2 separate regions of the Mus musculus genome follow, and region 1 is linked to region 2. A link is a contact called in ENCODE Hi-C data. All regions are on one chromosome and are shown on one strand. Each heading gives the region's core, a stretch centred on a gene start or an enhancer-like site at or near the end of the contact. The rest is flanking DNA. Distances are from core to core; before and after follow the strand shown.

Region 1 (4,097 bases), core at 773-3,272, 270 kb before region 2:
ACCTGGGACTGTGATCTAATTAGTTCCCTAGTCCTTCAGTCCTAACCCTCCGATCACCCACCGTCTCTCTGTGTCGATCATTTGGATCCCTCCCTCTTCCTAGCCAGCAACAAATCCTCAAGCCTCTTAAACTTTTCCCGCTTGGCGTTTGTGACAGATCTTAACTTAGGCTCCACCCCTTTCCTAAAGCTCCGCCCAGCTCCGCCTCTTAAGTGGACCCAACTCACCGACTCCTCCAGCCGACCAAAGATCAGATCACTGCCCCGTGGGCCCAAGGCAGGGCGGGGAACGGCCGTAGCAGAAAATAACCGAAAAGAACGGGTGTGCGGGTGAAGGCAAGTGGGCGAGACAGCGAGGACGACCCCCGAGATCTAGGCCCCGCCCCGAGCTCGAGGCCCTGCCCCCTGCAAGCCAGCTTGAGTGCAGCCCTTCAAACCTGGATCACCCTTAGAAAAATACAGAAAACTCTTCATAGTGGGTAGGCAGGCCCCTTCTCATTAAGCCCCACCCCTTTATAATGCCACACCCCTCTCTCTTAAGCCCCTCCCCGGACCCCCACCCATGGCAAACACTTGCTACATAGCTCCTCCTTTTGAGCCTCTTATTTGACCTGTCACTAAGGAAATTTATGTCCAAGCTCCGCCTTGCTAAGTCCAGGCAGCATCTCTTTCTAAGACCCTGTCTTTCCTGGGATGGCTCAGAAGGTCCACCCGCCCGCCCCTTCCGTGACGCACCCTCTCAGTTCCTTCAGCGTCCAAACCTCCTTCCTTACTCAGGCTCCCAGGCCCCTCCCCTTTTCGAACCCTGCCAGGCATCCCGCCCCTCCCATTCAGAGCCCTGACCGTGGACCACCTTCTCTCTAGAACCTTGGGACCAGGGTCTATTTCTGTTCCCTTCTCATATCATCAGGGACCAACCGTTCAGATAAGTGGAAAAGTGGGGATTCCCTTCTGGGTCCCGAGAAAATGGGGGCTATAGATGTTCGTTGTAGCCCTAGCCGGGCTCTAGGACCCAGCGGGCATGTACGCCTGCCTTGCTTCTACCCCTCCCCCAAGCCGCCCCCTCCCCCACACACATCTTCCAGGTTCCCCCTCCCTCCCCCCTCGCCCCGGCTCCCGGTGCCCGTCTCCAGCGCCGCCGGAGCCAGTGAGGGAGCGGGAGAGAAGAGGAGGAGGAGGAGGAGGAGGAGGAGGAGGCCGCGTCGCCGCCGCTCGGAGCCCGGCCGGAGCCTCCCAGGCAGGTGCCCAGAGTGGCGAGGGGGCGGGGGGCTGACGAGACTGCCTGCCAGGGTGAGGGGGCAGCCTGGATCGCATCTGTAATCCTCTGCCCACCCTTGCACCCTGCGGACACAAGCTGGGAGAACAAGAGGGGTGGGGGCACCAAACTACGCGGTAGCCATTTGGGGTGCCAATCTCCATTTGGGGGTCCTGGACTTCTTCCGAGGATGCCCCATTCACAAAATTCTGTCGTGGACCCTCGCCATTGAGGAACTCTGATGACTACTCTCCCCGGGAAAATAGATGTGTGGGAGCATAGGACACCCCAAGATCTCAGTGCCCTATCTCAGCTAGGCCTTTGGGGGGGACCCCAGCCCTCTTTCCCCGCTTCACCTGTTGTTGGGGGAGGCGGGCGGACAAAGGAAGCAGTGTCACGTGACTGCTCATTCACAAAATCCCATCCCATTGAGAAAAGGGGGCTGGGGGCGCTGTGGCCGCCCCTTCCCCTCCTGAACGGCTGGGGAAACCCGACATCCTGCAGGTGGGGGAGGGGGCTAGAACTCGTTGCCTGGGCTCATAAGGTTGGGACTTCATGCTCCATGAGCCTGGGACAGTGGGGCTGAATGGTAATCCTGATTGCTGGGCGGAGGGCTACATCCCCTAAACTGGGGGCGGGGTAAAATGTTTCTGAAGGATGGCGGGGGGCGGGGGGGTGAGGGGCTGGATCATTATCTCCCCTCCCATCTCTCTTGGCTTCCCTCAACTGAGACCAACCGGAGCAGCCTTGATTTTTGTGAATGAAATGCTCCTTGTATCTTTTCGGTCTCCGGTTGCTGGTTTTCTCTGCCTCCATCTCCTTCTCGGCCTCTCTTTCTGGCCATTTCTGGTTCTCTCTCTGCTCCCTGCCCATCTCCTGGTTGCTGGGTGACTCAGTGAGCTTTGCATCCGGTCTCATTCATAAATCCGGGAAGGGGGGGGGGGGAGAGAAGCCAGGTTTCTCACCCAGTTAGTGGCCTGGGTGACTAGGGTGCGGAGGCAGTGTTGGGGGCACTGAAGCTGAGTTGATGAGTCCAGAGAAAATATATATGCGCAGGAATCCAGCTGTGAGAGGGGACAATGGGTGGGGCTATGGGTTTGTGATGAGAGGGAAGGAGACTGGGGTTGAGGGGGATGAGCTGTAGGGGGAGGGGAAGTGGCAAACCCAGGCTAAGGGGGTGGAGATAAGGGAAGGTGCTGAAGAGGTGGGGATGGCGAGAAAAGGTAGATACGAAAAAGGATGGTGGGCAAGATGTCACTAAGAAGAAAGAAGCCATGATAGAAGAAAGTGGGCAAGGGGTGGGTGTACTGGTGGCTTGAGGGTGAGGTAAATCCAGAGGTAAGGGATAAAAGACGAGGGCAGGGTTAGGGAGAACGCTCAAACCGGGAACAAGATTTGAGTTCACGGCCTGTGTTGTTTCTGTCCTCCCCACCTCCTCCAGGTACATGGTGCGGGTCCGAGCCGTGGTGATGGCCCGAGATGACTCCAGTGGGGGCTGGCTGCCTGTGGGGGGCGGGGGCCTCAGCCAGGTGAGCGTATGTCGGGTCCGAGGGGCCAGGCCCGAGGGGGGGGCCCGCCAGGGGCACTACGTCATCCACGGGGAGCGGCTTCGGGACCAGAAAGTGAGCCACCCTGGGGTGTGGGAGTGGGATGAGCCCTGGGGAAGGAGGGCTGGGGCTGGGGAGGGGGTGGCAAGGAAAGGTTACGCTGTCCCTCTGCCACTGGGACTCAAAGTGGGCCGTGGGTTGGAGTTTGGAATAAATAATCTGGTTTGTGAATTAAGAGCTGGGATTTGGGGGTGGGGTGAAGGATTAGGAAGCTCCTGTCCTCTGCTTCTCTGGCTGTTCAATCAGCTATTTCGGTAATGGCCTTCCTGCCCCATTCGGTTGTGTTCCTCGTCTAACCCTGGTCCATTCCACAACGACCCAGCTCACACCCAACTCCTATCATGTCCCCTTTCTGTTCAGAATCCTCCTCTGGCTCCATCTTATTCACAGATGCTCACCAGGAGATCGCAACCAAGTGGCCCTTGTCTGCCCTAAGTATCTGGAGGCGTTTGCAGGGTCTGCTTAGAAGTGGTTGAATGTAGTTGACAGTCCTATGTCACGTGCTCCTAATCTCCACACTAGGGATGTTGTAGCAGGAGGATAGGATTGTAAGGGTCGGGGCCAGCCTGGGCTAGGTAGTGAGAACTTATCTAAAACAAAAAACTTGGGGAAGGGATACATCTCAGAGCAGGGCATCAGGAACAGTGTAGAGGAAGTGTTGATGTCAGACAAGAACATGAAGGGAACACAAGGGGTGGTCAGCATCCAGTAGACTGTATAGAAGGTAACTATCTCTGGGTAAGTTTTCCAGGAATTATTGAGGCTTCAGAAAGGAACTGGTTGTAATATTTTGATGTGCTCAGTACAATGTAAATAATGCTTTTTCTTCAATCAAAAGAGGAATCGTTAGGGTATGAGAAAAGGTTAGGTTTTTTTTTTTTTTTTGTTTTTGTTTTTTTTTTTAACATTTAATAAGATTTGAGGTTCCTATTGGGACATCAAAGGAAGAAATCCGATAGGCATAGAAATGAAAGGACTGAAGGAATATTGTAGAATCAGAGATACATCTCCTAAAATGAGGGCATATTAGTGTCCAGGTACACCTGGTGTTGGGATGCTGGAGTGTACAGAGGGGCTAAGTTTAGCTGACCTGGCCCCTTCCTGCCCCTCAGACCACCTTGGAGTGTACCCTGAGGCCAGGTTTGGTTTACAACAAAGTGAATCCCATCTTCCACCATTGGAGCTTGGGGGACTGCAAGTTTGGGCTGACGTTTCAGAGTCCTGCAGAAGCGGATG
Region 2 (3,923 bases), core at 1,393-3,892:
GGGGTTTCAGAGAGTCAGGTATCGGGCAGCGACAAGCATAATTGTAAAGAGTTGTCATATGACCCAAGCTCCTTGGCCCTTGCTCATCTGAGTAAGTGAGGCGCATAATTGGCAAAAGTCCTGTGTCCCTTGTCAGTTGGTGAGATACGGAGCCCCTTCTCCCCCAGACCTTATTTGTTGACAGCCACCCGTCCATCCAGTCACGCCCTCTTCCTCCCTCAGCATATCCGTGTGGGCTGGGAGCAGCTGCTCACGACCATTGCCCGCACCATCAATGAGGTGGAAAACCAGATCCTCACCCGAGATGCCAAGGGTATCAGCCAGGAGCAGATGCAGGAGTTCCGGGCATCCTTCAACCATTTTGACAAGGTAACCTCACCCTACCCTACCCCACCCCACTGGCATAGCATTGCCTTTTGTCTCCCTCATTGTATGTCCCTTCGTACCCTCTCCATCTGCACCCATCCATCCATCCATTCCATCCACTGTCCTCATGATGGGCAGGACCCCAGAGTACACACAAGGCCAGGTGGGCACAGGTTCCAGGACTCTCAGAGTTTTTAAAATTTGGATCTAGACTGGTAACCTCTTGAGAGGAATTCTGAGTGTTGAGTTTGATTGTCTCCAGATCTCCTTTCACCCAGTACCACAGCCACTCAACTTCTGTGAGTACCAGTGTGCAGCCTCTTACCCTGTCCTGTAAACACTGAAGACAGGGAAAGGTCCCCTCTATCTTTGAGCCCTGGACTTGGTCCTCCATGCTGCCCACTGGACCCCTACTGAGGCCATGAAGACCTCTCTGCCCCACCAGTCCCTGGCCACCACCTTGTCTGCATCGCCTCTAACTGTGTGTTTCCCTTCCCCCTGTGTCTTCCTCCCCTGTCCACTGCATGTGGCCCGGCCCCTGCATCACCCTGTACGCCTGCCTTCGATGGCCCCCGGTAGGACCATGGCGGGGCACTGGGGCCTGAGGAATTCAAGGCCTGCCTCATCAGCCTGGGCTATGACGTGGAGAATGACCGGCAGGTACGCGAACCACGGCCCCAGCAGACCGACATTAACTGCTCTTCTCTTTCTCTCCTCTTCACCCCTGGCATCCTGTGCTGTCTCCTGGCTCTCTTGCCTCTCCTCCCTCATGTCTCTGGACACTTCACCCCTTACCTGGTCTCTGGGCCTCCTGTCTCCTTGCTTCTCCATTGTCCTGTCTGTCCGCTGTGCACATGGGGCCTAATCTGGGCCTGGCCTCTGCTATGCCTGCGTCCTGGGAGCAGAAGCAGACAGGCAGCATGGACTCAGATGACTTCAGGGCCCTGCTTATCTCCACAGGATACAGCCTGGTATGCTGCCTCTGCCTCCCCTGCCTCTGCTCCTCCTCCTTCCCCAGCCCCCTCACTCCCTCCCGAGCTTGCCTATCTTCCTGGGGACACTCACTCCTCCAACTCCAGTGCAACATAGCCTTGCCTGCCTCCGCTGCTCTGCTGCACTCGAGGCTGGGGTCCTTCCAGTGGACACCCTCCACCCCACCCCCGAAAAACCAACCTCTTCCTGCAAGTATCCAGGGAACAGTCTTCCAGCTCTCTCCCTTCTCTTTCTGTTTCTCATTTTCTTTCCCCACCCACCAAAGCTGGGAAAGTGAACCTCACCCCCTGCTCCCCCAGACTTGGGGGGAGGAGGCCAAGGGACAAACTCCCAAGGCTGGCACTATTTGGCAGCATTTCTGTCTTTGAATTCTTCCAAAACTGAATCTGTAAGCAGCTCCACTAAGTACTATGTCCTCTCCCTTTCCCCCTCCCCACAGGGTGATGCTGAGTTCAACCGGATCATGAGTGTGGTTGATCCCAACCATAGTGGCCTCGTGACCTTCCAAGCCTTCATTGACTTCATGTCAAGGGAGACCACAGACACAGACACAGCTGATCAGGTCATCGCCTCCTTCAAGGTCCTGGCAGGAGACAAGGTAAGCACGACCCACAGAAGCATTGGCGGCCGGTAGCCAAAACTTGAGCCAGCACTGGGTACTAGGTCAAGTGGGTAAGACACAGTGGCTCAGAGTCCTGTTTATGCCCCTAGAACTTCATCACTGCTGAGGAACTGCGGAGAGAGCTGCCCCCCGACCAGGCCGAGTACTGCATCGCCCGCATGGCACCCTACCAGGGGCCTGATGCTGCTCCTGGCGCCCTTGACTACAAGTCCTTCTCCACAGCCCTCTATGGGGAGAGCGACCTGTGAGGCCCTTGGCCACCCTGAACAGAGACTCCCTTGGCCTCCCGGAGGGGCTGAGGAGCCCTGCCCCCACCCTGACTCTGTATCTATGCAAAGAGCTCTTTGTGGTCCTTCTAGGGGGTCAGGCAGGGAGGGGCTAGGCAGGCCTCTCTTTCTCAGTCTTGTAGGGGAGGGAGGCTTGGCAATCAGCATTTCTGGTCTGCTAAATATATACGCTGTGCTGTGGGTTCTTAGCCGATTGGAGGGGACAACGGACTCCTGTGCCCCAGAGATACCTTCCTATCCCAGGTCCCCTCTGCCCCTGAGGCCCCTTCAAAGCCTCTCACATCTAGGCCAAAGCCCCATGTGCCTTGTCCAGGAACCGCCTGCCCTAAGAAGTCCAGCAGAGGGCACCCAGCTCCCCTGGACCAGATTCCAGTGGCTCCTCCCAGGAGCAGAGGACCTGCCATAGCCCTTCTCTGCCTCAGGAGTGGCTGCGGGGCAATCAGCCCCAGCCCACCTGGCCTCTGAGTCTCAGATTTTCTAAGGACCAAAACCAACAAAACACAAAGAATGGAACAGAAACAAACAAAAAAATCATTTAAAAAAAAAAAAAGGAAAAAAAAAACTTAAAAAAAAAAAGAAAACTTTAAAAACTTAAGACCTTCCAGAGAATTACTATTTACTTTATTAACTTACGGATTTATTATATAAATATATATCCATCTAGCTGCATATCTCTGCCACCTCTCTCACTCTCATAATGAAGACATAGCTGATTCAATGCCCTCCCCAGTCCCTCCTGATTTTCCCCTCGTGGCGGTGGGCAGAGGTCTCTGGGGACCTTCTGAGGTGGAGGCAGGCTGCTGGCCTGCCTGCCTGGTCGTTAATGGGTTTCTCTCCACTCGCCCCCTTGAGTTTATTCTGATTGATTTTTATTTTCTTGGTTTCTGGATAAACCACCCTCTGGGGATGGGAGAATAAAACATGTAATATTTTTAAGAAGGACTCTGGTGTCATCTTCTCCCTGCATCTCTGTTCATGCCCCAAGGAGCTGGCAGTGCCCACCAGCCCAGTGCCTGTGTGGGGGTTGTGCCCCTCTCTAAGCAGGGACTGACATGAAGAGGCTTCAAAAGGAAGGGTGGCAGTTCTGTTTGGGATGGCTCCAGCTCGTAATCCCAGCACTTGTGAGGCCGGCCAGGGTTACATAGCCACCACCTTTGTGACAGTGAGTCGGGCAGCAGGGTGACCTCCCTCAGCTTCAAACCTATGAGAAGGTAGCCACCTCCGACCACTGAAGAGAAAAGAAAGATACCCTTGAGGCAGAGGCCCTGGGATGGTGCTAGAGCCACACTGTCCCTCGGGCCAGCTCACCTGTTTGTGGGTCAGGCAGACGACCCCCTCGCCGCCATCCAGGTGTTGGCAGCAGTGGCCTGTGTGGGAGAGGCCAGGGTGAGTACGCAGCACCAGCCCTGATGCACACCCCACCACACCCTACCCTGCCTGCCAGGAGTACTCACGGAAGATGCAGGTGAGCCGGGCTGCACAGCACACGAAGCGCTCGAAGTCCACACGGAGCCGGCTGTCCCGGTAGCGGCTAGTGAGGGACTGGGTCAGCTGGTTGTTGAGGTGGAAGCCTACGAGGAGGCCGCCTTGTTTATTGTGTTTACAGTATCCACGTGTGGTGCTGCTTATTTTAGTGTTGGGGGTGGGCACACGTA

The links. Hi-C counts contacts between places; a loop is a spot of excess contacts on that map.
Region 1: a loop to region 2 is called in a map of heart, with 3 times the contacts of the local background. The contact joins the promoter of Spred3 here to the enhancer-like site in region 2. A Hi-C loop is called at or near these places in 1 of 37 maps with a recorded cell type or tissue (heart).

Annotation. Positions count from the first base shown.
Region 1 is chr7:29,166,572-29,170,668 of GRCm38, reverse strand. It overlaps Spred3 (sprouty-related EVH1 domain containing 3), which reads left to right and starts at 2,022. Exons shown (of 6, transcript NM_182927.3): 1 at 2,022-2,149; 2 at 2,696-2,876; 3 at 3,974-4,097. The coding sequence starts at 2,700. It overlaps Ggn (gametogenetin), which reads right to left and starts at 459. Exons shown (of 3, transcript NM_001358852.1): 1 at 228-459.
Region 2 is chr7:28,892,535-28,896,457 of GRCm38, reverse strand. Capn12 (calpain 12) reads right to left here. Exons shown (of 21, transcript NM_001110807.1): 19 at 3,723-3,839; 20 at 3,577-3,635; 21 at 2,873-3,496. The coding sequence ends at 3,470. Actn4 (actinin alpha 4) reads left to right here. Exons shown (of 21, transcript NM_021895.3): 18 at 223-369; 19 at 946-1,026; 20 at 1,799-1,957; 21 at 2,071-3,210. The coding sequence ends at 2,229. Among named protein-coding and RNA genes, the nearest start is that of Gm44700, 5.5 kb to the right of the region's middle. Within about 2 kb of position 2,642, at least 1 of the 3 ENCODE cell types and tissues checked has a DNase peak (open chromatin) inside an H3K27ac peak, as active enhancers do; it is heart, where a contact is called at or near this core.